2 separate regions of the Mus musculus genome follow, and region 2 is linked to region 1. A link is a loop called in an ENCODE intact Hi-C map of the cell type or tissue named here. Cell type or tissue: gastrocnemius. All regions are shown on one strand. Each heading gives the region's core, and the rest is flanking DNA. Links, peaks and the distances in the headings are about the cores only. Region 1 has its middle 12 kb from the start of Slc22a30. Region 2 has its middle 4.2 kb from the start of Slc22a28.

Evidence for each region. A loop is a pair of places that touch in the nucleus more often than their neighbours do. Peaks named below come from ENCODE experiments on the same cell type or tissue, not always from the same donor. Only the 100,000 strongest peaks of a DNase experiment are listed, where the experiment ranks them.
Region 2: it touches region 1 in a loop (9-fold over the local background); 13 of 42 quality-filtered maps call a loop at or near these places.

What each region holds. Positions count from the first base shown.
Region 1 is chr19:8,413,111-8,421,446 of GRCm38, reverse strand. No RefSeq gene overlaps it. Among named protein-coding and RNA genes, the nearest start is that of Slc22a30, 12 kb to the right of the region's middle. In gastrocnemius, for the core only: no CTCF peak of the experiment used is centred there; no DNase peak of the experiment used is centred there.
Region 2 is chr19:8,131,993-8,140,328 of GRCm38, reverse strand. No RefSeq gene overlaps it. Among named protein-coding and RNA genes, the nearest start is that of Slc22a28, 4.2 kb to the right of the region's middle. In gastrocnemius, for the core only: no CTCF peak of the experiment used is centred there; a DNase peak (open chromatin) is centred at 4,647.

The DNA.
Region 1 (8,336 bases), core at 95-8,094:
ACGCTGGAGATAGAAAACCTAGGAAAGAAATCTGGAACTATAGATGCAAGCATCAGCAACAGAATACAAGAGATGGAAGAGAGAATCTCAGGTGCAGAAGATTCCATAGAGAACATCGGCACAACAATCAAAGAAAATACAAAATGCAAAAAGATCCTAACTCAAAACATCCAGGAAATCCAGCACACAATGAGAAGAAAACCTACGGATAATAGGAGTAGATGAGAATGAAGATTTTCAACACAAAGGACCACCAAATATCTTCAACAAAATTATAGAAGAAAACTTCCCAAACCTAAAGAAAGAGATGCCCATGAACATACAAGAAGCCTACAGAACTTCAAATAGACTGGACCAGGAAAGAAATTCCTCCCGACACATAATAATCAGAACAACAAATGCCCTAAATAAAGATAGAATATTAAAAGCAGTAAGGGAAAAAGGTCAAGTAACATATAAAGGCAGGCCTATCAGAATTACACCAGACTTTTCACCAGAGACTATGAAAGCCAGAAGATCCTGGACAGATGTTATACAGACCCTAAGAGAACACCATTTTCGTCCAGAATTAAAAATTTAAAGTAAAGAGGGCTAAAGATAATTGTTCTTTGGGTGGCGGGCCATCGGCGATTCCCCCTTTTTGTTTTTGTAATAGTTCTTTTAAGGTTTGATGTGCTCTTTCCACCATGCCTTGGCCCTGTAGATTGTAGGGAAGGCCAGTAGAGTGACTAACCTGCATTATTTTGCAAAAGTTTTGGGATGATTTTAATGTATATGCGGGGCCATTATCAGTTTTTAAACTATCTAGCCTTCCCCAAGATGCCCAGGCTTCTAGGCAATGGCCAATCACATTGTGGGATTTCTCACCAGACATGGGGGAGGCAAAAATGACACCTGAACAGGTGTCAATTGAAACATGAACATATTTTAATCTTCCAAATGCTGAGACATGAGTAACATCCATTTGCCACAGTTTTAGAGGAAGCAATCCACGAGGGTTAATACCAACATGAGGAGGGTGGTGAAATTGTACACACTGTGGGCATTGTAACACCACATCTCGTGCTGAGGTTCGAGAGATATCAAATTTCTGCTGAAGTGTGGCAGCAGGAACATGATACAATCGATGAAAATCTTTTGCAAGCTCCAGTGGGGTGGCGTGAAAAATAAATTCCATGTGAGTGCTAGCGTCCACTAAGGCATTTCTTTTAGCCATAGGGCCTGGCAATGTAGAGTGAGCTCGAATATGTTGAATAAAGAATTTATGTGTTCTTTTCCAAATCAATTTTTGTAACTCTAATAAGATGGTGCACAGAGGGCTGGTAGGTCTAATGGGTCCTGCAATTTCTAATGCACGCACTGCATTTACTACATAAGCCGAATCAGAGACTAGATTAAAAGATTCCTTAAAAGCTTTGAATACTTCCAACACAATTTTACATTCAGTAAGTTGTAGGGTGCCAGGATTGTATTGAAAAAAGAACGGGTTTTTGAGAATTAACTACATAGGCACCAACACCTGTTTTAGAACCATCTGTATAAATATCCAATGCACCCGATATGGGTTTAGATGCTGTGACTTTGGGGAAAATCACTGGATGTTCACTAAAAAATTGTAGCAAAGGATCTTTGGGATAATGATTATCTAATTCCCCATCAAAATTACAGCGCAATAGGGCCCAATCATCTATCAAAGAACTTAGGATCTGTATTTGATTAGCATTATAAGGTGTAATGATTTTCTGAGGGGGTGCTCCAAAATGTTGAATACACGATTTAATGCCCAAAATTGCTAATTGAGCTACAGCAATGGGATAATATTCAAGGGTTTTATTGGGAGACTCATGAGGATAAATCCACAATAGAGGACCTGACTGCCACAACACTCCTGTTGGTTGGCGGAATGTCTTCAAAATGCATAAGAGGATGTCCTCTTCTTCTTTTCATCTATACAGCTTGGCCTTTTCTAAACACCTTTCTACCTTTTTTAATGCTACTCAGGTCTCAGGGGTGAGAGCACGAGGTGACGAAAGCTGTGGATCGCCCTTCAATATATCAAAAAGAGGGATTAATTCAAAATTTGATAGCCTCATATATGGACGAATCCAATTTATATCTCCCAACAACTTCTAGAAATCATTCAATGTTTTCAAATGATCTTTACGTAATTCTATCTTTTGAGGTGTAATAAAATGTGGAGTAATTCGAGCACCCAAGAACTCTCCTAAATTTCCCATCTGAACTTTGTCAGGTGCTACAAACAATCGTTTCTTTTCTAATTTCTTTTCTTTTCTTTTCTTTTCTTTTCTTTTCTTTTCTTTTCTTTTCTTTTCTTTTCTTTTCTTCTTTTCTTTTCTTTCCTTTTCTTTTCGTCCTTTTGTTGACTGATACTCCCTTTTTCATTGGGTTGGCTCTATATGGCCAATCCGGATCATACCTATCCCTCTCATATTGAGCTGCCTCTTCTTCTAGGTCAGCTTCATCATCTTTACTAAGCTCCGAGTCACTGGAGTCAGAACTTGCTGAACTTATTGTTAAGTCTTTTAATGAGGGATATCTTTTTGCTATTTCCTTTCCTTTCTCATTATTTCCTTTTCCTTTTGAATTTGCCTTTTCTCCCTTTTCTTTTTCTCTCTCTTTTTCACCCCTTTTCTTTCTTTTGGTTATGTGTTTCCTATCTTCCTCTTACATACTTTCTTGCTGTTCCGTGAGAATTTTCTGACCAGCCTTAACTGCTTCTATCATACAAAAGCAGAGGCCAGAAATTACAAAAAAATGAAACAAAAACACTAAGAGCTACCCACACTAGGTCTACGGGCGAGAAAAACATATCCCTCCTTTTAACCAGGGATCAATTTGGGAGACTTACCGGTACTGCCCTTCCTCACCTGAAGAGTTCTGAATCCACGAGATCCTCGGGTCCCTGTGCCGGCCACCAACTTGTTGCGCTCACCTCGTCCAGCAAGAAAAAACGCAACACGGTCGGTTCTTCTCAACAGCCTTTTTTTATTTCAGGAACACCTCGATGCTACGGGAACTCCGGAAACCCAGGGAGGACTGCTTATATACACCCCAGCACTGGGGAAATCTATGTGTCCTCCTGGGATTGGTCAGTCTGCCGGCACTTTAATTTGTATGCACCCGCTCGGGAGGGGTTGGCACCAGATTCGGGGTAGTGCCTGCACACTGGTGTTGTTTACAGCGATGGTGTACCGGAGGCCGGTGCCATCTTTAAGGCGCCCGGCTGCCTACACCTGACTAATACAGAAGCTGATGCTCCCAGTCATCCATTAGATGGAATACAGGGTCCCCAGTGAAGGAGCTAGAGAAAGTACCCAAGGAGCTGAAGGGGTTTGCAGCCCCATAGGAGGAACAACAATATGAAATAACCAGTAACCCCAGAGCTCCCTGGGACTAAACCACCAATCAAAGAAAACACACAGAGAGACTCATGGCTCTAGCTGCACATGTAGCTGAGGATGGCCTAGTCGGCCATCAATGGGAGGACAGACCTTTTGTCCTATGATGGCTCTATACCCCAGTATAGGGGAATGCCTGGGCCAGGAAGTGGGAGAGGTTGGGTTGGGGAGCAGGGAGGAGCGGGAGAGAACAAGGGATTTTCAGAGTAGAAACTAGGAAAGGGTATAACATTTGAAATGGAAATAAAGAAAATATATAATTAAATAACAAAAAAGAAACACACACACACACACACACACACACACACACACACACACACACACACACAAAGTAAAAACAGCTCCATGCCAAATTGGTGCTTCCCCTCTCCCTAGCCCCTTTCTCCCAAAGCAAGCAAAGCTTCACTAAGCAGGACCCCTGCCAAGAAATTGGAGTAAATGCTAAGTTATCCCTTGGCTTTCTCCCTCTGCTCAAAGTGGATAAAATGACAATTAATACTCCACTCATGATGCTGATTGTAATGTAAGAATGTCAGGCATTTCCAGTTAATGCCCACACCACCATGGTTTGACTCCTCTCCCAAAGTCGTATTCCCATTTTAAACAGACATTTGTCCCCCAACCCCGTAGGAGCTCTACAAAAACAGCTCAGACAGCAAGGTATTAGAGCCAGGTGCACCTATGTCAGCTTCAAGCCTGAGACAAAATCACCCGGCCCTCTGACATAAGACCCCATCCTCAGCACAACCCTGATACCTTGAGCCTACCCCTTTCTAGGTCTACATTTCAGGACTTAAACAAAGAGGTACACTCCTCTTACAAAAGTGGCTGTTACCCCCTCCTGTCTACCAGGCAGTGCTGGAACACAGCTAAAAGGCACACTGTGAGGAATGGGGGCTGCTGAGCAAGAGCCAGAGGAGTTCTGATAAACTGGTAAAACTGATATCAATCAAAAGGTTAGGGCTTCACATTTCCTTTGTTTGTCTTCAGTAGCAGAATCGCTGTATCTGATATGAATTCTGGAGTGATGGCACCTAGACTTTGAAAATAGCCTTTGTCAGTGACTGTTATCTGAGATTTTGTGGTGTTGTTCTTTTGTAGGATTTTCAGAGACATGCTCTTTTGAAGGGTTCTCAGAGACATGCCTGACACACCAGGAAGTCTGAGACTTACTTAAAGTTATGGTTCTTTCAAGACAATTCTAGATCAGATGAGAAATTTGGGGACATAGAAATTGACTTGTTAAAGGTGCCTTTTGTGTAACAAAAAAGAGGATCTGCAAAATGTGTTTGGGGTTTAGTCTTTGAAGGTCTGATTCCTCTGCTGCTTGAGGAGGCTAAACTCGTCCTTCAGTGTCGCTTTCTTTGATCAATCAGTGGATTGTCCCCGTAACCCAGAATACAATCTTCTAAACAGACTTAAAGATGCTTATCATTCAGCTAAAAACATCTCTATGTACCTAAAAAAGAATGTTTATGTTTTTAACCCGAAACCATGGCTTTTTTAATAATTGGAAGGCATGGGTCTACTCCAGTTCTCTTACAGACACCTGTTAGCTGCTTTTTCTACAACGTAGATTTCAGTACAGATTATAAAGAGTGGTAATGCCAATATACCTAAAACTTTTGTATATTTTGTAAACTAAAAAAAAGTAATGTTAACACTAGGGAATCCAGGGAGCCATAAGACTTGGATCCACCTCTTACTGATCAAAAGGACCCCAGAAAGTACAGCCTAAGCTTCTCCACAGCTTAAGCTTCTCCACAGTCTAAGATTCTCTACTTGCTTATCTCTCTCTCTCCCTTCCCCCTCCCCATCCACCTCTTGGCTGTTCTCCTGTCCCCAAACTATCAGAATTATAAACTCCAAATTTCCTAAACTTTAACTTCTGGCCCTAGTCAATATCTGTCTCAGCAGATTTCCACTTGACCAACAGTCAGTATCTAGGAATCAGCTGTGGAGTACAAACTGCTTCAAATTGCTTCTAGCTCTGGATTTGCTGAGAGTTGAGGTGAACCAGTGCAGCTGATGTGATTGCTTACCATTTCTTCATCTAGATTAAACTAGATGCTTTTGATAATGCTCAGTTGCCTGATTCTCCTCCCAGCCTTTGACAAACATTCCACCCTTCCTGTGTCCTGGCAATTTCAGCAGAAAGAAGCTACAGAAGAGAGTATATAACCCTTTATCCTTGAAATGCTGGAATGTCACTTCATATGAAAACTCAATGGCATAGGGGACAAAATGGCTTCCTATACTACTTATGGGCACACCAGGAAATGTACCTGTTAAAAGAAACAGACCCAGATCTATTAACATTATATTTACAATCTGAAAACTTGTGGGATGGAGGTTCTTTCCCCAAAGGTAACACTATTCAATTTTGCATCAGGCTTATCTTTAATCTTTTTATATCTTTGAGAACAAGACTTGGCTGCAATATTAGAATATCTGATGCTCTTTTTTATACTCAAACTGCATGTTCTATATCTCTTTTTGCTTGCTTTTTTACTTTTAGATCTTTACAAGAGTGATCACTAGTAATCATTGTTAACATACAGGCAATTCCAGTGGCCTGCTCTCAGGGACCTAGCAAGTTTTTATGCCATCACCTGCCCCTGCCACAAGTGTACCAGGTATATCAGGTGTACCACCTGTGTGCTGCAGATAAAATTACCACTAGCCATTCCAGCTTGATCTCTCTGCATTCCCTCTCTTGGTTCTCTCTGTGTGACTCTCACTGCCCTCATGGCTCTCTCACTGCTGTCTGTCTTTCTGTCTGTCTGTCTGTCTGTCTGTCTGTCTGTTTGTCCACACATCGACTTGTCTGCCTTTATCCCCTCACCATGTCCTCACTCAACTCTTCTCCACCAATAAACCTCTTTCCACAAGATCTGTGGCTTGGTCCACCTTGTCATATCCTGGTTGCATTATATTTCATAACAATTATACAATAGTATCAATGTTAGGCTGTCTTGAAATCTCTATCAATGTAGTTAGTCTAAAAGTTCTGAATTTAGCCTCTGACAGGTTTGTAGGACAAGTGCTGGAGGCAGGAACCTTCTCTGCAAAATATCACAAGAATGGTCACTATCCCAGTTGCTAATATTGTTCTCATTGGTAACTTCTTGAGCTGAGCCTCCATATTCTACATTGATGTTTGTCCTAGTCAGGGTTTCTATTCTTGCACAAACATCATGACCAAGAAGCAAGTTGGGGAGGAAAGGGTTTATTCAGCTTACATTTCCACATTGCTGTTCATCACTAAAGGAAGTCAGGACTGGAACTCAAGCACGTCAAAAAGCAGGAGCTGATGCAGAGGCCATGGAGGGATGTTCTTTACAGGCTTGCTTCCCCTGGCTTGCTCAGCCTACTCTCTTATAGAACCAAGACTACCAGCCCAGAGATGGCACTACCCACAAGGTGACCTCTCCCCTTGATCACTAATTGAGAAAATGCCTTGCAGCTGTGTCCTGTCCAGCAGAACTTAGTTATTCCATGGGTCGAGAAGGACGAGGCCTGCAAGAGAAACGGTCGGAGAAAGGGAAGCAAGACCAAGCAGAGAGTTGTCAAGGTCTGTTTAATGGAGGCTTAAGAGCCTGGTTATAAGCACACAATGAGAGAAAATAGGGCGGGGTCGAGGAGTATAATAAAATACAGAGAAAGGGATGGACATCTGGGGCAGATGCTGATTGCAGGCTTCAAACATCTTGCAGCTTATCTTGGAATGTTGGCCCTAAAACAGTCCCGGGCAGCCTTCAAACATTCTGCAGTTTATCTTGGAGTGTCAGCCCTAACTAAAAAGTTCCAGGCAGCCATCAAACATCTTGTAGCTATTTTGGAGTGCCATAAACTGTCCTAGGCACCAAATGGAGACATGGAGGAGGAGGTGAAGCTTTCTTAACCTAAGCAGTTCTAGGCGCCAAGTGGATACATGAAGGATGAAGTGAAGCTGGCAGTTCCAGGTGCCAGGTGGAGACAATGAAGGAGGGGGTGACATAATTCCCATCAAAGGGTCAGCCTCTTCTTCAGGGTGAGAGTTGTCTTTGGTCTAGTTTCCCACAGTTTGGTCTCTCACATCTCCCCCTTTTTTCTTTATTAAATGTGGGGGATGGCCATGAAAAGAGGGTCAGTCAAGCACCTGTTTTAGGTCTTTATCGTGGCATGCACCCACATCCAGCACCGCAATAACTAGGCCTTTTCAGGTCCTAGGTGGGCAAGGACCCTGTCTTAGGCTAATGCAGGTTGCAACCACTCCTGGCATCACGTCTTATTCCAATGACTTAATCAGGCCACTTGTAGTTGTGATGGGCACCCAGGCAGTGGACCCACAATAATCCCGTCATTGGGTCACCTTGCAGCCAATAGGCGGTGTGTATCTGGCTCGTGGCACCACAAAATTCCGTCATTGATAATTCCACAGCTTATGGCCCTCAGCCAGTATAAGATCTGGAGGTCACCCCATCCATCATTGTCATTTCCACAGCTTATGGAACCAAGAAGGCTCTGTTTCTGCAGCAAGGGTAGAGAACTGAAGCAATGGCTGCCCTCACTGCACTGTTGGAAGACAGGTCTTTGGCTGAGTCTCAGATGTCTAGTTGATGGTAGTGGACTGAAACTGTTTTGTTTAAGGCAGAATCAGTCTGTGACTTAATAAAGCTTAATAAATTCGATCAAAGGTCCAAGGACCAAAGGAGACAAGGAGGATTAGTCCCAACACAGGTCCCAAGAAGGGGAGGAGAAAAGGCAAAGCCCCATTCCAAAAACTCCACATGGGGTTATCAAAAAGCTCTTTAAGTCTCTTCTGTAACTCCTTTTGATGTTTTCTAATTCTATCTCTAACTATGCCAGGTTTATTTGTATAAAAACAGCATTTTTCTTGCAGGGCCAGGCAAATACCTCCCTTATCTGCAGTCA
Region 2 (8,336 bases), core at 223-8,222, 280 kb after region 1:
ATGGCTGCCCTCACTGCACTGTTGGAAGACAGGTCTTTGGCTGAGTCTCAGATGTCTAGTTGATGGTAGTGGACTGAAACTGTTTTGTTTAAGGCAGAATCAATCTGTGACTTAATAAAGCTGGTTATTCGATTGAAGGCCCATGGACCAAAGGAGACAAGGAGGAGTAGTCCCAACACAGGTCCCAAGAAGGGGAGGAGAAAAGGCAAAGCCCCATTCCAAAAACTCCACATGGGGTTATCAAAAAGCTCTTTAAGTCTCTTCTGTAACTCCTCTTGATGTTTTCTAATTCTATCTCTAACTATGCCAGGTTTATTTGTATAAAAACAGCATTTTTCTTGCAGGGCCAGGCAAATACCTCCCTTATCTGCAGTCAAAAGATCAAGCCCTCTTCTGTTTTGGAGAACAACTTCAGCAAGGGAGTCTAACTGATCCTGAATATCTTTTTATAGACTCACATATCATATTAACTTCAGAGATCAACTGTAAGGAAAGCTTCTTGTATGAGTCTATGGCTACCCCTAACCCCGTAGTTCCCGATGCAAGAGCGCTAGTTATGCTGAGCCCCACCAGTAGGGGAATGAATTGGAGTGCCCTTTTATGTTGAGGGACAAAAGTGTCAAAGCTAGGAAGGAGAACGGGTTCATCACCAGGGAGAATATGGATATCGGGGACGAGCAGGGCAGGGGCACAGAGTCCCGTTCAATTTATGGGCAGAAAGGGATAAGCCATATTATCTCCACAAATGAAAACTCTGCCAGGGGGCAGAAACCAGCCTGGGAGGAATTAACTATAGTAGAGCAATAGGTAAAGTAGGCAATACCAAGATCAACATCAAAGGAATTATTTGGCATAGGGTCCCCAAAACAAAAAGAGGTATTAAACTCAGTAGGCTGAACCTTTAAAGGTTTTGTAAAACTGCAATTATGTAAGGTAGGGGAAGGCGGATCAGAGGTGTTGAGCAATGGAAAGGCCAAAGGCCACGTCACCCCCAAGCCCAAACATAACCAGCAATCCTCAGTGAGCATAGGATTGGTGGAATTCAGTACTTTGTGAGTAGCTTCAATAATATCCATGGTCTGTGGGTTCAAATCTACCCCTTTTGGCACTATCTTGAGCAAAGGGTTGTATTCTAGCTTGGGGAACAAATTCTCTACCTGATGTTGAATGATCAACTGAACCCTTTCTTCTCTAACCATGTCTGTCGGACCTCTGCCATCTGAGACATGAATAGGAGCACCACAGGGCCAGCAGGCTTGTTCACCCACTGGGGCTAGGCAGAAGGAGCCTGCATATTTATTGGACTTATAGCCAATGACACAGACATCGGAGTTCCAATTTCCCCCAGAAGGAGCCTGTGGAATATTTATAGAAAATGGCAGTAAAATACTTGAGGCCATTATGAAAGCATGTTGTGACCCGCTTGTAATAACCAGAATGCATTTGTAAAACAAAATTACATTTGGCGGGGCAGGTGCCATTTGGTCCCACAGGTTTGGGCTTTGGTTTATCACTGCAGCCCCACCATTCTTGTGCGCCACCCATATGTGAAGCACTCCACTGCAGAGTAGCGATCTGGTTGCCACAGTCCACCATAAATGAGGATCCACTAGAGAGTGTCAAGGGCCCATTATGATTGCCCCTACATGACTGGCAGGGCTTGCCATAAATGCCAGTCAGAAAAGTCAGTCTATCTGTGGGTTGTTCAAATCCATCTCTGACCGCAGCCAGGGAAGCCAAGGTGAATGTAACTATCCAAATCGCCATCTGGAAGATAGAAAAGGGGGAGCTTTCTCAGGGCTTTTCTTCCCTGGATGAGTTATATGGTTTTATTAGGCACTCTGGGAGCCGTCTAGCATTTTGGGCTCCTGAATCATAAATGCAAGCATGTCCTTTGCCCCATATAAGGACCAGATCTGGACCTTGCCATTTTTTGGACAAGGGATCCCTCCACATGGCTTGTGCATAATTGTTGGCAGTTGAAGGGTGCCAAAGGTGATCTTCGGCAGACTTGCCTACAGTGTCATATGTAAGAAAATTTAAGACAAATAGTGCATGATTCAAGAGGGTCTTCAACTTGCCTATTGGGGATATAGAACTCCTCCCCCAGACTGTAATTTAAAGAGCATATTTTTAAGGGTTTGATGAGTCCTTTCTACAATGCCTTGCCCTGGGGGTTATAGGGAATGCCAGTAATATGCTTGATACCCATTTGAGCACAAAACTGTTTAAAGCTGGAACTAGCATATCCCAGGCCATTATCTGCCTTGAGGATCTTGGCTTGTGGTGTAACCACCAAGCAGGAGAGAACATGACTGATAACATGTTTAGTGGCCTCCCCCATCTGTAAAGATGTACAGATAAAATCACTAAAAGTATCAACAGAGCCATGAATATATTTTAACTTTCCAAAGGGAGCATAGTGCGTAACATCCATCTGCCACAACTCAGCAGGAATTAGCATGTGGGGGTTGACTCCCACATGTGGCTTAGGCAAAAGGGTCAGGCAGCCCTTACGCTGCCGAACAATTTCTTGTGCCTGTTCGCCGGTGATGGAAAATTTAAGTCTCAAGGTATGGGCATTAAGATTGTGTAAATCATGGGCCTTTTGAGCGGCGGCAAGAGGAGTGGTAGACAAGGCAGAAGCCACTACCTGGGTAGCCTGATCAACTATATCGTTGCCTTCAGACAATGGCCCAAGCAGGCCTGAATGAGTACGAATATGGCCAACAAAAAAAGGAAAATTGCGGGCAAGGATAAGTTTTGGAAGTTTAGAAAACAACAGGGAAGCATTGGTTGAGGGGCGAATATTTGGAACAGGTTCTAGAAGAGGAACAGAGGTGGCCACATAAGCGCTATCTGTATACAAATTAAAAGGAGTTTCAGGAAAGAGTTCAAACACCCTAACAATGGCTGCCAGTTCAACAAGTTGCACCGAGGAAAAGTCTGTCATAAAACACGAGACCTCTCCACCAATGCTGAAGGCAGCCACACCTGAGGAGGACCCATCAGTAAAAGCTACCACAGCCCCAGCAATCCCACCTGGCTTTGTTCTCTTTGGGAAAACCACAGGTATCCTATGTAGGAATTGAACTAGTTTATCAGCAGGATAATAGTTATCAATCACACCTTGGGCCCCACAAGAAGAATGTTGTCTATATAATGTATAATATATAAGTCAGGGTAAGACATTCTGAAAGGGTCAATTGTCTGAGCCACATACTTTTGGCAAAGGGTGGGACTATTGGCCATGCCTTGAGGGATAACCCTCTACTGAAAACGGGACGGGGGGCGGGAAGGCCCAACACAATTGACCCATGGGAAGGAAAGCGCTTGCAATCGTCAGGGTGAAGAGGAATGGAAAAGAAGCAATCTTTTAAGTCAATGACTAATTTGACATCTCTCCTGGGAATAGCCACTGGAGAGGGAAGCCCAGGATCAAAAGCCCCCATGGGGAACATGGTCTTATTGACCACTCTAAGATCTTGTAACAATTGCCATTTGTCACTTTGCTTTCATATGACGAATACTGGGGTATTCCAAGGTGATGTGGAAGGCTCGATATGCCGAGCAGCCAACTGTTCCTGAACTAACTGTATGGCTGCTGACAGCTTTTCGATGGGGAGGGACCATTGGCCAATCTAGACAGGGGAGTCATCTTTCCATGTAATCTTGTCTACCTGGTGTGCAGGGAGAGCAATGGTCCTTAGGAAAAATGGGTATTATAGCCCAAGCCTGCATGATCTACCTTGGGGGTGGCCTCTATCGGTGTAGGCCTCCCTTGGCTGTTTTTACCTAGTCCCTGTCTAGGGAGATAGCCCTGGGAAAGCATTTGATGAGCAATAACTGCATTGGGATTGCACATAAAGACTTTTCATTTGAGAGAGAATATCTCTTTCCCAAGGGTTAACAGGTAGGCCAGGAGCAATGAAGGGCTGAATGGAGCCAGAATTTCCCTCATTATCTTCCCAAGTCAGCAGTTGTGAGCTCTGGAGAGTATTTTTTGATTGTCCAATTTCCTGCAAGTGGGTTAAAGAGGCTTGCAACGGCCAGGGGGTGGGCCAGGCACTCTGTGAGATTACAGTGGAATCAGTGCCTGAGTCTAAGAGGCCCTCAAAGCTCTTGCCATTTATCTTAAGGTGGAGTGTAGGGTGGTTCCTGGTAGTTGACTGGACCCAGTAAAGATCTGATGAGCGTGGCTGTGAGGAGCTACACTGTGCACCTATCACTGGGTGGGAGGTATCTAGAGGCAGAGGCAGGGCTTGAGCTAGGCGTTGCCCTTTGAATATCGATACTGGGCCCAGAGGGGCACTAACTAAAATCTTAATCTCTCCAGTATAATCATTATCTACTAGAGAGGGGTGAACCATAAGTCCCTTTAATGTGGTGGAGGCACACCCCAGAATTAAAAATTAAGTATTAGGTGGAGGAGGTTCAAAGACCCCAGAGGAAAGGATTTGGACGCCATCCTCAGGTGCTAGTATTGAGTTGGCGGGGGCACACAAGTCTAGTCCTGCGCTACTTGGTGTGGCTCTGTAGAGACTAGGGGCTGGTTTGGCTTCTGGCTGTTCCCCGTGGCAGGAAGAAACGAGATGGATTGGGGCCCTGGGGCTGGCTCCACCATCTGTTTTCCTGAAGGGGAGGCAGAGGATTTCCAGACATGTCTGTTTTAGATTTACAGGCACTAGCCCAATGTTTGCCCTTCTGGCACCGTGGGCAAGGGGTGTTGGGCGGTACAAGGTGGGCAGTGGCAGACCCTCCCCCCCCAAGGCTGGGGGACATTAACAAGAGGAGATAACAAGGGACAATGGCGGGCAAAATGCCCAGGCTGGCCACATTTAAAACAGCTTTTCTGTGGGCCAGTCTGTTGAAGAGCCACACCAACAGCCATGACAGGCTTAAGTGCTGCGCCCATCACAAGTTAGACTGTTTGAGACATCCTATGAGTAAAGGTATCCACATCAAGGCAGAGAAGAATTATTTCATTGAGGTCTCTGTCCCTAATTTTACTGCGCAAGACAGCCTGACAGGCTGAATTAGCATTCTCATAAGCCAATTGTTTAATAAGCTTATTTTCCACATCCTCATCTCCTAGAGTCCGCTCTGCAGCCTCAAGTAGACGACTCACAAATTCACTATAGACTTCTTGGGCCCCTTGAATAACTTTAGTTAGGGGAGTGATAACTGAGCCTTTTGCTGGTACTGCTCGCCAAGCACTAAGCGCTGCGTTGGCAGTTTGAGCCAGGAGATCAACAGGGAGGTGTTGCTGCTGTGCCTCTGCTGCATATTTACCTTGACCACTAAGTTTCTCGAAGGTCCAGGCAGTGCAGGGTGGACGAGGGGACCTCTGGTTACTGCAATAGACTGACAATGATCAAGGAAGTCAGCTTTTCACAACAGGAATTGCCCGTGGGTCAAAACAGATTGAACTACCTTAATCCATTCACCAGGAAGCATGAGCACAGAAAGAGTGTAAGGAGCATTTGGCCCATATGTTTGTACTGCAGTATTAAGCTCCCTCAGATCTTTAAAGTGCAGCCAGCTGGGCAGGAGCAGGCACTTGATCCTCAGCCTCGATTTCTGTTTCACTATCTCCCCCACTGGCAGCTCCGCCCTCGCTACCAGACTTGGAGAGGTCATCATTAGGAGGTGCAGCTGTGTTAACTGAGGGTACAATTTCTGTGGAGGCAGATTCGGCTTGGGCGGTTGAAGGGGAGTCCTCTGAAGTGGAAGTGGGCGGGTTATAGCTGGTGGCTCCTGTGGAGCGGGCAATTACAGGGAAAGCCAGCATTTTAGATTTTACACCCTCCCTGAGGATTTTTTCTTTTTTGTGCAGCCCGAGGCTGCGGCTGGGGCACGGGCAAGGATTGTTTCCTTAAGGGATGCCTGTAAAAAGGTGGGTGTACTGTTTCTGGAGCTGTAAAACTTCTTGTAACCCTGCAACTTGAGATGCAAGTTTGTCCCTGGCATCTATGAGAGTGGGGATGGGCAATGTTGGAGACCAGGGGGTGGGTGCGCAGATTGGCAGAAGGTAGGGAGGGATCCTGTATGGAGGGGCTGAAGCATGAGGCTTACTAGGACAAAGGACCTCTTCTTCCAAAGTGTCTGCGTCCGTAGGAACCAGAGGCCCCTCAGCCAAGGGTTTTTTTTAAAGACTGGATTGATCAGTGGCATTTCTATAGGAGACGGATCCACTGGGAGAGGAGTCTAAAGAGAAGCCTAAGGGGCTTCAGGCATGTCTGTATTTACTGAAGTGGGTTTCTTGTTGGGGAGGGAGCTCACTGAAGCCTCCCCAAACAAGGGGCAGAGACAGTATTCTACAACCAACAAAAGCTGCTGTTTCTGAGGATCATCAACCGCACTTTCTACTACGTCACGAATAAGTCCCCAGTAAGTGAAAATATTTGCAGGAACAGCATTGGGGTCCTGCCTGGTCAATATATCATTTAATGCTCGACCTAACCTTTGCCATTTTTTACGATGTATCTCTGCCCCGTCAATTATAAACCAGGGGCAAGCTTGATCTATAAAAATAAAAAAGTTTATCAAATCTTTTTTCTTAACTCAAACTCCCCTTTTCTTGAGTGAAGCTTTCAGGACTCTGATGAAGACTGCTTCCTTTGACAGTTTAGTTCCCATTTCTTAATGGAGAGGAATTACTCACCGAGGACAGCTTCTCCTATGAGTGGTAGGAGCGTTCCTCAAACAGCTTATTCTTCTAGTTGCAACGAAAATCTCTTGGAGCTAATCTCCTGGGTCCTTGCCAGGCAAAGCTCCATGCCTTGAACCCCACGTTCTAGGCGCCATCTGTCCCATTCAGTAGGACTTAGTTATTCCGTGGGTGGAGGAGGATGAGGCCTGCCAGAGAAACAGGTGGAGAAAGGGAAGCAAGACCAAGCAGAGAGTTGTCAAGGTCTGTTCAATGGAGGCTAAGAGCCTGGTTATAAGCACACAATGAGAAAAATAGGGAGGGGTGAGGGGGTATAGTAAAATACAGAGAAAGGGATGGACATCTGGGGCAGATGCTGATTGCAGGCTTCAAACATCTTGCAGCTTATCTTGGAATGTTGGCCCTAAAACGGTCCTGGGCAGCCTTCAAACATTCTGCAGCTTATCTTGGAGTGTCAGCCCTAACTAAAAAGTCCCAGGCAGCCATCAAACATCTTGTAGCTATTTTGGAGTAAACTGTCCCAGGCACCAAATGGAGACATGGAGGAGGAGGTGAAGCTGGCTTTATCTAAGCAGTTCTAGGCGCCAAGTGGATACATGAAGGACGGAGTGAAGCTGGCAGTTTCAGGTGCCAGGTGGAGACAATGAAGGAGGGGGTGACATAATTCCCATCAAAGGGTCAGCCTGATCTTCAGGGTGAGAGTTGTTGTGGGTCTAGTTTCCCAGTTTGGTCTCTCACACAGCTGGATCTCCTGGAGGCATTTCCCCAAATGAAAGTCCTTTCTCTGTGAACTCCAGCCTGTGTCAAGTTGACACAAAACTAGCCAGTACAATGTCACAGCATGAGTGTCTTTGAAGCTTAAATAGGAGGAGATAATATGCTCGACTTACAACATTGAACCATTTTTCTAGTCCAAAGTGCCCAAAATTTCAATATTTCTCCAAAAATTTGGATAGTCAGGCCTGTCACAGAAACATACCACACTTTGCTACCAACTTTTGGCGTAGTTAATTTTCTATCTCTGTGAGGAGAAACCATAAGAAAGAAAACTTAGAAAACAAAATACTTAATTTAGAGCTTGCTTACAGTGTCAGAGTGTGAGTGTCAGAGCTTGAGTCCATCATGTTCATCATAGAAAGGAGCCTGGCAACAGTCTGGCAGGCAAAGTGCTGGAGCAGTAGTTAAGTGCTTACATCCTTATCTGCAAGACAGTGGCAAAGAGTGAAAAGCTCATTAGGAATATAATCTTCCAATCCTCCCCAAGTGATGAATGTCCTGCACCAAGGTCACAAATTTTAATCTCTTCAAGCAATTCAATCTACTGAGAACCAAGCATTCAACATATGAGCCCGGAGGGAGCATTCTTATTTGAAACAGCATGTGAACCATGCTTCATCTTAAGTAATTTAGCTTCGATTCTTCTTTTTAACTCTTAAAACAAAATTTAATATTAAACACAACACTTTGAGTAAAAACTAAAATGGTTCACTTTGACATCTTTTAAGTTGCACATTCTGTAGTGCATAAATGTAATAGGTTAACTCTTTTATTAATTTTTTAAGATTTGCAGATCAAGGTCCATATTTGACCATGGGAATCGTGTAAGCAAAATTCCATTAAAAGTAAAATTTTAACAAATTCTGTTGCAGAAATAAAACATTAGTAG